Linked DNA regions of Homo sapiens: region 1 is linked to region 2. Evidence: read pairs that join two places in POLR2A ChIA-PET (ENCODE). Cell type or tissue: PC-9. All regions are shown on one strand. Links, peaks and the distances in the headings refer to the core of each region. The heading gives the core; the rest is flanking DNA.

Region 1 (4,396 bases), core at 139-4,138, 640 kb after region 2:
GCCCTTTGCAAAACAGAACATGCCACATTCGTGTGAGGTATTTGGTATTAATATTTAAATATAGCTTTATACAAAACATCGGAAGGCAAGCATGACGCATATTTGTAGCCATGAAGCCAAGGTAAAGGGCCAAACAAATATTGAACTATCAATTACACAACACCAAAGCATGGCATAACAGAGTATGTCCTTCTACAAGTTGGCTTTCAGGCTACTGTGAGTCACTTCAGGTGATTTTGATTGGTTGGCTAGATGTCAGTTGTTATTTAAAAAAAAAAAAAGGAAAGGAAAAAATAAATTTTTTCACCTGCGTAGCAGCTGGTGGTCATGCAAAGATACAGGCAATCACTTAGTAGTTTGGACTTTGCCAAGAATGTGAATAGCATTCATACAGGCCACATTTTGGCTTTCTCCCTGCAGAGGGTTATGAAGTGTCTTGGCTTCTCTGAGCTTTCTTTCTGTTAATTGTCTTAAGGAAGAGGGAGATAAATGAATGTAAGGTACCTGGCAGTATTTAGTGCAGATGCAGGGCCCATAGGATTGATTATATTTAATTTGGTAAAAGGATTTTGTAAACCATAACCTATCGTTTGTTTTTACCCATTTGTGGGCTGCGCATACTCTTTACGGGGAAGATTTTCCTCCAATTGGGAGTGATGCTTTTTCCTTTGAAAGAGCTATTACTCTCTATATTCATATGCCATCAAATAGAGCTGCTTTCTTTATACTATTTGAGATTAAGGGGAAATTTTAGGCTGTCACTCAAAAATTATCTGAAACTGGGTGCCAGATATGGTGGCTCCCACCTGTAATCCCAACACTTTGGGAGGCTGAGGCAGAAGAACCACTTGAACCCAAGAGTTCAAGACCAGCCTGGTCAACACAGCAAGACCCTATCTCTATAAAAACTTAAAAAATTAGCCGGGTGTGGTGGTGCACACTTGTAGGTCCAGCTGCTCAGAAGGCTAAGGTGAGAGGATCCCTTGAGCCCAGGAGCTCGAGGTTACAGTGAGCTACCATCACACCACTGCACTCCAGCCTGGGTAACAGGGCAAAACCCTGTGTCTAAAAATAAAAATCAAAAAATATGAATCTGCAGCTAAATCAGACTGTTCCAATAAAAGGTCTTTGAGACTAATGCAGGCCAGAGAATGGCCTGAAGGGAAGTTTTGGGTCCACCCTTTGAGAGGCACCTCAGAGTGGCCTTACCTACCTGCCACCCTTAAAGGGACTCAGTGGGCTAATGTAGAGCAGTACGAAAACGTTGTGAAATGACCACAGAATACTTATTTTTCATGGGAAAGCTAGATTTTGAAAAAAGAACACCAGTGTTAGATTAGCTTGAAGACTTACAAGTGGTTCTAAACGTGTGGAGACGAGTTTTCTCTGTTATGATTTCTACTCATTGGCTTCTCTCTCTCTCAGGACCACCGCACAGTCTCAAGTGTAGTGAAGTCAGGAAAGACTCACTGGTTCTCCAGTGGAAGCCGCCAGTCCACTCCGGGCGGACTCCGGTCACTGGTTACTTCGTGGACTTGAAGGAGGCCAAGGCCAAAGAAGACCAGTGGCGAGGGCTCAATGAGGCGGCTATTAAAAACGTATACCTGAAGGTAAGAGGCTGCTCAGTTCTAGAGCTTCCTCTACTAACTGCTCTACTAATACGAACTTTAAAGTTAGCAAGATAAAACAGAATATCTCCGCTTTGATCTGTTTCATATATTGGGCTCCTGGTAAGATTCCACTGGCAGAGGTTGGGGCTGGGAGAAGTTTCTGATGCTTGAAAGAGTTTGGTTATATTTAACCTGAATTCCTTAGCATAGCTTTGAAATGCACCCAGCAGCTCCTTCCTCTCTCCTTTCTCTCCTTGCCTCAACTTACCCACTACACATTTTTGTTACTCATAGTCTTAAAACCTTACTGCTTACCATCCCCAAAAGGTGATTTTTTCATTCCTCTTTTTTCTAGGGGGATGGTTGATTTGAGGGTGCTGTTTTTATAAAGTTCACACCAGGAAGCCTGTGACTACTGATCCTCTCGAGTCACTCCTGTCTCACGTTACCTCCTCCCTCAGGCCGGTTCTCACATGAGCTCTCAGAGATTAGTGGAACAGGTTCACTCAACCCCCTTATCCATGTCACTGCCTTTCAGGTTCCTCTAGAGTGTGCTCATTGAACCATTTCCTAACTCTGTTGGCCAAAGACTGTTCTGCCATAGCCACCAAATCTCTCATTTGTAGCAAAAGGAAATTTCGAAAGAATATTTTCCGCTAGTGTTAGCAGTGGCACCTGGAGACCCTGATGCCCCAGCGGGGCCTCAGAAACTGTAGGGAATATGATTGCATTACTTACTACTTAGAATGAAATGTGACTGACTTCACCACAGTCACTCAGGAAGTTACACACTGCGTTTGCACAGTCCTATCTTTTGGCAGAAGAGGTCATTGCCTATAAGGTGGGCTTTGGAAGATACTCAAAGTATACCTGGCCAAAAAGATCTCTCCCTGACCTGCCTCATGAACTAAGTCCCTTCCATCTATCAGCCACTCTCCAGGGTTAGGGTATTTCCAGCCACTCTAAACTATGTAAATATATCCTCCAGGAGATACAGCCCATAAACCATTATACCCAACTTGCCATTAACTCAACTTAGCATATGCCAATCAGCTCTCCAGCTTCTTGCAAAACTCTGAAGAAATAAGACAGGTCATCTTTTCATGAGGAAGAGAAAAGTTCAAGGAAGGACTGAAGCCTATGATGTTGTTTGCTGTCAAGATGAGTCCAGAGGTCCCTGGATTCCGAGAAACCCCCAAAGTACAGTGTAAAATAAAGGTCAGGAACATCCTAGATGATGGTGGTGGGTGTATATGGCTGGGATGAAGATTTCCAAGTCTTCAGTCTGCCACTGTAGAGGATGCCAAGGGCCTGAGGTTTGAACTGACTAGGGTGAAGCGAAACAAAGGTGAAGAAGCAAACAAAAAGAAAAAAAAAAGTAGAGTTTAAATGTGTGAAAGAATGGTTAATGTCACTCATTTTTAAAAAGAAAAAGAATAACGGGAATTTTAACAGAGAGACAGAGAGAGAAAGAGAGACTGAGGTTAAGTATACCTAACAAACCTGGAAGTGAACTTCCGTAAGGAGAGTTCTTACATTTTATCAACAGTTTTTATAAAGTGAAAATAATCTTTTTTTATTTTTCTGATTATAAAACTAACAATTTAAATGAAAAATTCAAACATAAGAAGCACAAAGAAGAAAGTAGGCCAGGCACGGTGACTCATGCCTATAATCCCAGGGCTTTGGGAGGCCAAGGCAGGCAAATCACTTGAGCCCAGGAGTTCAAGACCATGGGAAACATGGCAAAACCCTGTCTCTAAAAAAAAAAAAAAAAAAAAAAAAATTAGCTGACCATGGTGGCATGTGCCTGTATTCCCAGCTACTCAGGAGGCTGAGATGGGAGGATTGCTTGAACCAGGGAGGCGGAAGCTGCAGTGAGCTGTGATTGCACCACTGCACTCCAGCCCGGGCAACAGAACGAGACTCTGTCTCGAAAAAAAAAAAAAAGGGAAAATAGATCTGCATCGATGATCTCGATTACGTATTTGTGGTACTGTTGAGGCCAGTGGTCATTGCCCCTGTGGTGATGGAAGAGCAGAGAGTGCCCCTGTCACCCCAGGGACCAGACACTGGAATATGAACAGACTTCCTGTACATGTTGCAGAAATCTGACTCACAGCCATACATCATCACCTAGGTGGCAGGTGCAGATGTGTCAGGTACCTGGCGATTACTCTATTTTTATTACACGGAAATGTTTCTGTGTTCTTCTGGAAATCCACAGTTTCCTGGCATTATTTCTAAACATAGAATTTAAATATGTCAGGCTCTATACATTTAACCTATAACTAAGTTAAAGTTCATTTACAGAATAAAATCCATTTCAAAAATCCGTTAGTGCCAGTGAGGGCTATTACTACATAAATAGTGACATTCTGCTGTAAACAAATACAATTAGTTAGATTAAAAACCTAACAATTTAATACGTACCTCATTTAAATACATGGTCACAAACACTTCACATAATTGAATAACTTTATTCCAACATTGTTTGATTTAAATCACATTTTGGATATTGGTCTCTATCACATCTTGGGGAAAAATTATGCCCTCTGTGTAATAAATTCCTTCTTATAACATAGCTTTTAAAAGTCACATGTTTTTAAAATAAAAATGTTGATAAAACATTAACAGTATTGGTAATAGTAATGAGATTATTCAAAACCCAAAGAAAGTTACAAAAAATTAAGTAGGAAACCAGGCATGGTGGCTCACTCCTGTAATCCCAACACTGTGGGAGGCTGAGGTGGGAAAATTGCTTGAGCCCAGGAGTTTGAGACCAG
Region 2 (4,396 bases), core at 81-4,080:
GACAGTGATTTGCCCACATGTGTATGACCGCGTTCTCACACAGACCTCCTGCGATCATGAAAGCAGCCTGTAGCCCAAAACTCCTGCCTGGCATACTTTGGAAACAATTCTTTCTGTACTGCCTGCTGTATCCCCAGCCAGCTGGCAATAAAACTCTGCTAGGCACATTGAAGTATTAAGATAGATTATTTCCTTACTGCTCCCAAAAAAAGAAACTAATTCCCCTGGGCCTGACTGTACTCTAGATATCAGGTAAAAGGTGTCGCCACTTGCCTCCTGTCACCCAGGAGCAGAACTCGGCAGGTCTGACCTCTCAACTGCTTCCTCTTGGATTGGCCCTGTGTCGCCCCTCCTGTCTTCCTTCCGCAGTTCCCTGATTTTCTCCAGGCCCTCATCACAGTCCCACTGGGCCTCTTGTCACAATGTCTTGGCCAGGCTTCACACCCTACCACCCCTGCCCCCCACACACTTACATAACAAACATATAAGGAGGCCTAATACATGTCGGACCCTGTGCTGACATTGGGGATTACAATGATGTATTCCCATGATGCCAGCTGTGGTCACTGCCCTCGGGAAGCCCACGTTTTGATGAAGAAACTGACCAGCAGAGCATTACACCTCACTTCAATAGGCCTCTGACCAGAACAGGCTCAGCTTTGGATACACCGGCATCCTGAGTGTCTGGCACCCCGGCCGCTGCCTGTACCTCTGCCTCCAGGTTTTTGCCCTTGCAGCTCCCTGGATCTGGAATGACTATGTCTGGCTCACTTTTACCTGGTGACAGTCTTACCACTCAAGGTGTAACTTAAAGCCACTTTCTGTCTGAAGCTTTTCCTAATGGCTGCACTCCAAATGAGTCTCTTCTTTTTCTGCCCTCTTATGGTTGCTTGCTTGCACATCTGTTATAAGCTTAACATGAATTACACTGAAGTCAGTTCTGCATGTTCATCTTAACCTGGAGATGTGAAATTCCCAGGGGCAGGAATCACATGTCCTCCATGACATCCAGCATAAGCGTCATGCATAGTCGGCATTCATTTTGTATTGCTTTAAATCTAATGTTGCATAGCCTTGATAACTGAGGAAAGAACATTTAAGTTCCAAGTGCCACAAGAGTCTAAATATGATGGATAAACATATTTGGCACGCTGAAAGAATTGCATTTTATGTTGATAATTTCTACGTCTGATGAATTATTATGAAAAGGACAACACCTTCATTTTGGATAAAGCCAACTTGATAACTAAAATGGGTTATTCCAGCTTCTAGCATGTGGCTTTGCACATAGTGAGCCTGTGGTTTTTGAACAGTTTCTCCAGTTGAGCATTCAGAAATCCCCAACCAAATCAGGTTGGGTTTTGTTTTTTTTTTTTTTTGGCAGAGCAATATAGATGGAGCAAATAATAAGTTGCAGCATCAACTGAATCCCCAAGATTATTCTCTCAACTCCCTTTCACCCTACCCTGAACCCTGAGCTTCTAGGAGATACCAAAGTCTACAGCTCTTCACAATAGCAATGTCTCCCAGAAATAATGATGACATTTATGCCCCGTGTCAAACCTTTACGGAGGAAGAACAAGAATATAGAAGGGGTCTATAGGAGTTTGTTCCTCTAATTTGTATCTTAAACTTTAGAAGTTGTCCCTGTGTATAAACTGAGATCTTCGGATGGGGCACATTGGTTGGTGAAATAGATCCCTTTATGAAGTCACACTCCTAAGAAACAGAAGGAAAATTAATGTTTAAGGAAAACTGTGTTGTTGCAAAAAACGTAAAATTTGTAAAGGGACTCTGGCCGGCAATGCAAATATCTGGAACAAAGGAAGAAAGTCGGGCATCTGCAATCCTACTATGCGTGACGCTTATGCTGGAGGAGTCATATGCATGAGTCATATGCATGACTAATCCAACTATGCATGACGCTTATGCTGGATGTTATGGAGGACATGTGATTCCTGCCCTTGAGAATTTCACATCTCCAGGTTAAGAAGGACATGCAGAACTGACTTCAATATAATCCATGTTAAGCTTATAAATAGATGTGCAAGCAAGCAACCATAAGAGGGCAGAAAAAGAAGAGACTCATTTGGAGCGCAGGCATTAGGGAGAGCTTCAGACAGAAAGTGGCTTTGAGTTAGACCCTGAGTCTATAAATAAAAATAGTCTGTGAATAATTTTGGCCAATAATGATCAATATCATCAAGAGATTCACTGTAAACTGAAGCTCCCGTTATTATAGCTTCATAGAAATTTTGAGCTCTCTCATTTTACAGATTAGAAAACTGAATCCCAAGAGTTTAAAGTCACTTTTTTCAGTCTTTCAAATAGTTAATGACAAAGCCAAGACTTATTGTGCAGTGTCCAGATTTCATTGGTCAGGTTTGAATACGTTGGGTATTATGTAAAATTTTTGTTCCTGTTTCTTAATTGTTTGCACTGGCTAGAAACTCCAATAATGATGCTGAAATGAAGTGACAAGAACAGTTATCCTCGCCTTGCTCTCAGTCTTTTTTTTTTTTTTTTTCTCAAGATAGAGTCTCGCTCTGTCACCCAGGCTGGAGTGCAATCTTGGCTCACTGCAACCTCCGCCTCCCCAGTTCAAGCAATTCTCTGCCTCAGCCTCCCGAGTAGCTAGGATTACAGGCACCCACCACCAAACCTGGCTAATTTTTTTGTATTTTTAGTAGAGACGAGGTTTCACCATCTTGGCCAGGCTGGTCTTGAATTTCTGACCTCATGATCCACCCGCCTTGGCCTCCCAAAGTGCTGGGATTACAGGCAACAGCCACCGCGTCCACCCTCTCTCAGTCTTATAGAAAAAGCCTTCAGTCTTCCACCATTAAGTGTGATATTCCCTGCTGGTCTTTAGTAAATGCCCTTTGTGAGATTAAAAAAGTTTTCTGCTATTTCAAGTTTATTCAGTCTTTATCATTAATAGCTGTTGGGTTTAATCAAATGCATTATCTACTTCTATGTGAGACGATCTTGTGGGTTTAGTCCTTTGTTTCCTTAATATGGTGTATTATATTAATTGATTTTCAGATACTAAACCAACCTTGCATTCCTGAAGTATGTCTGACTTGGTCATCATGTGTAATCCTTTTTGTATTTTGTGGGATTCCGTTTACTATTGTTTTGTTGGGAATTTTTGGGTGTATATTAATGAGGGCTATTAGTAGGTAGTTTCCTTTCCTTGCACCATTTATTTATTTATTTATTTAATTTGAGGTGGAGTCTCGCTCTGTCACCCAGGCTGGAGTGCAATGGCACAGTCTTGGCTCACTGCAACCTCTGCCTCCCGGTTTCAAGCGATTCTCCTGACTCAAGCCTCCTAAGTAGCTGGGACTACAGGCGCATGCCACCACACCAGGCTAATTTTTGTATTTTTAGTAGAGATGGGGTTTCGCCATTTTGGCCAGGCTGGTCTTGAACTCCTGACCTCGTGATCTGCCTGCCTTGGCCTCCCAAAGTGCTGGGGTTACGGGCATGAGCCACTACATCTGGCCTCCTTGCAGTATCTTTGGCTTTGATCTCAGGGTGATACTACTCTCATGGATTGAGTTTGGAAATATTTATTCTTCCTCTATTTTCTGGAAGGGTTGATAGACTATTGATATTACCTCTTTAAATGTTTGACATAATCCACCAGTGAAACGATCTGAGCCTGAACTATTATTTATGGAAAGATTTTTATTTAAAAATTAAATTTATTTAGCTGTTGGAGATCTATTCAGATTTTTTATTTCTTCTTGAGGCAGTTTTGGTAATTTGGGGGTTTTTTTAGAATTTTTTTCTATTTTGTCTCAGTTGCTGACTTCAGTATTCTCTTACAATCTTTTTACTTTCTGATGTCAGTCATAATGTTTCCTCTCTTTTTTCTAATTCTGATCATTTGTTTCTTCTCTTTTTTCTTGTTTAATCTTGCTAAAGTATTGATTTTTTTAAAGAGCCTACTTTTGTTCAAAAACAACTAATTCGTTTTTCTTTTGCTTTCCATTTCATTTATTTCCACTATAATAGCTATTATATGCTTCATTCTGCTTGCACTGGATTTAAATTGCTCTTTTTCAAGACTATTAAGGTGAAAGTTTAGATTATTAATTTGAGATAATTTCTTTTTTCTAACATAGATATTTAAAGTTATTAATTTTCCTGTAACTACTGTTTTAACTGCATCCTATAAGTTTTCATATGTTGGGTTTCTATTGTTATTTAGTTCAAAATACTTTGTAATTTCCCTTGCAACTTTCTCTTTGACCTACAGTTTTTAAAAATGTGTGGTGTAGGCCAGGCGTGGTGGCTCACACCTGTAATCCCAGCACTTTGGAAGGCCGAGGCGAGCAGATCACAAGGTCAGGAGATCGAGACCATCCTGGCTAACATGGCGAAACCC

Evidence for each region. Peaks named below come from ENCODE experiments on the same cell type or tissue, not always from the same donor. Only the 100,000 strongest peaks of a DNase experiment are listed, where the experiment ranks them.
Region 1: POLR2A ChIA-PET joins it to region 2 with 26 read pairs; 1 of 35 experiments calls an interaction of 5 or more read pairs at or near these places.

Annotation. Positions count from the first base shown.
Region 1 is chr18:3,113,545-3,117,940 of GRCh38, reverse strand. It overlaps MYOM1 (myomesin 1), which reads left to right. Exons shown (of 38, transcript NM_003803.4): 21 at 1,426-1,610. Among named protein-coding and RNA genes, the nearest start is that of LPIN2, 100 kb to the right of the region's middle. In PC-9, for the core only: no CTCF peak of the experiment used is centred there; DNase peaks (open chromatin) are centred at 160, 2,120 and 3,740; H3K27ac peaks cover 2,645 bases.
Region 2 is chr18:3,756,241-3,760,636 of GRCh38, reverse strand. All of the region lies in intron 5 of DLGAP1 (DLG associated protein 1), which reads left to right. Among named protein-coding and RNA genes, the nearest start is that of DLGAP1-AS6, 110 kb to the right of the region's middle. In PC-9, for the core only: no CTCF peak of the experiment used is centred there; a DNase peak (open chromatin) is centred at 1,896.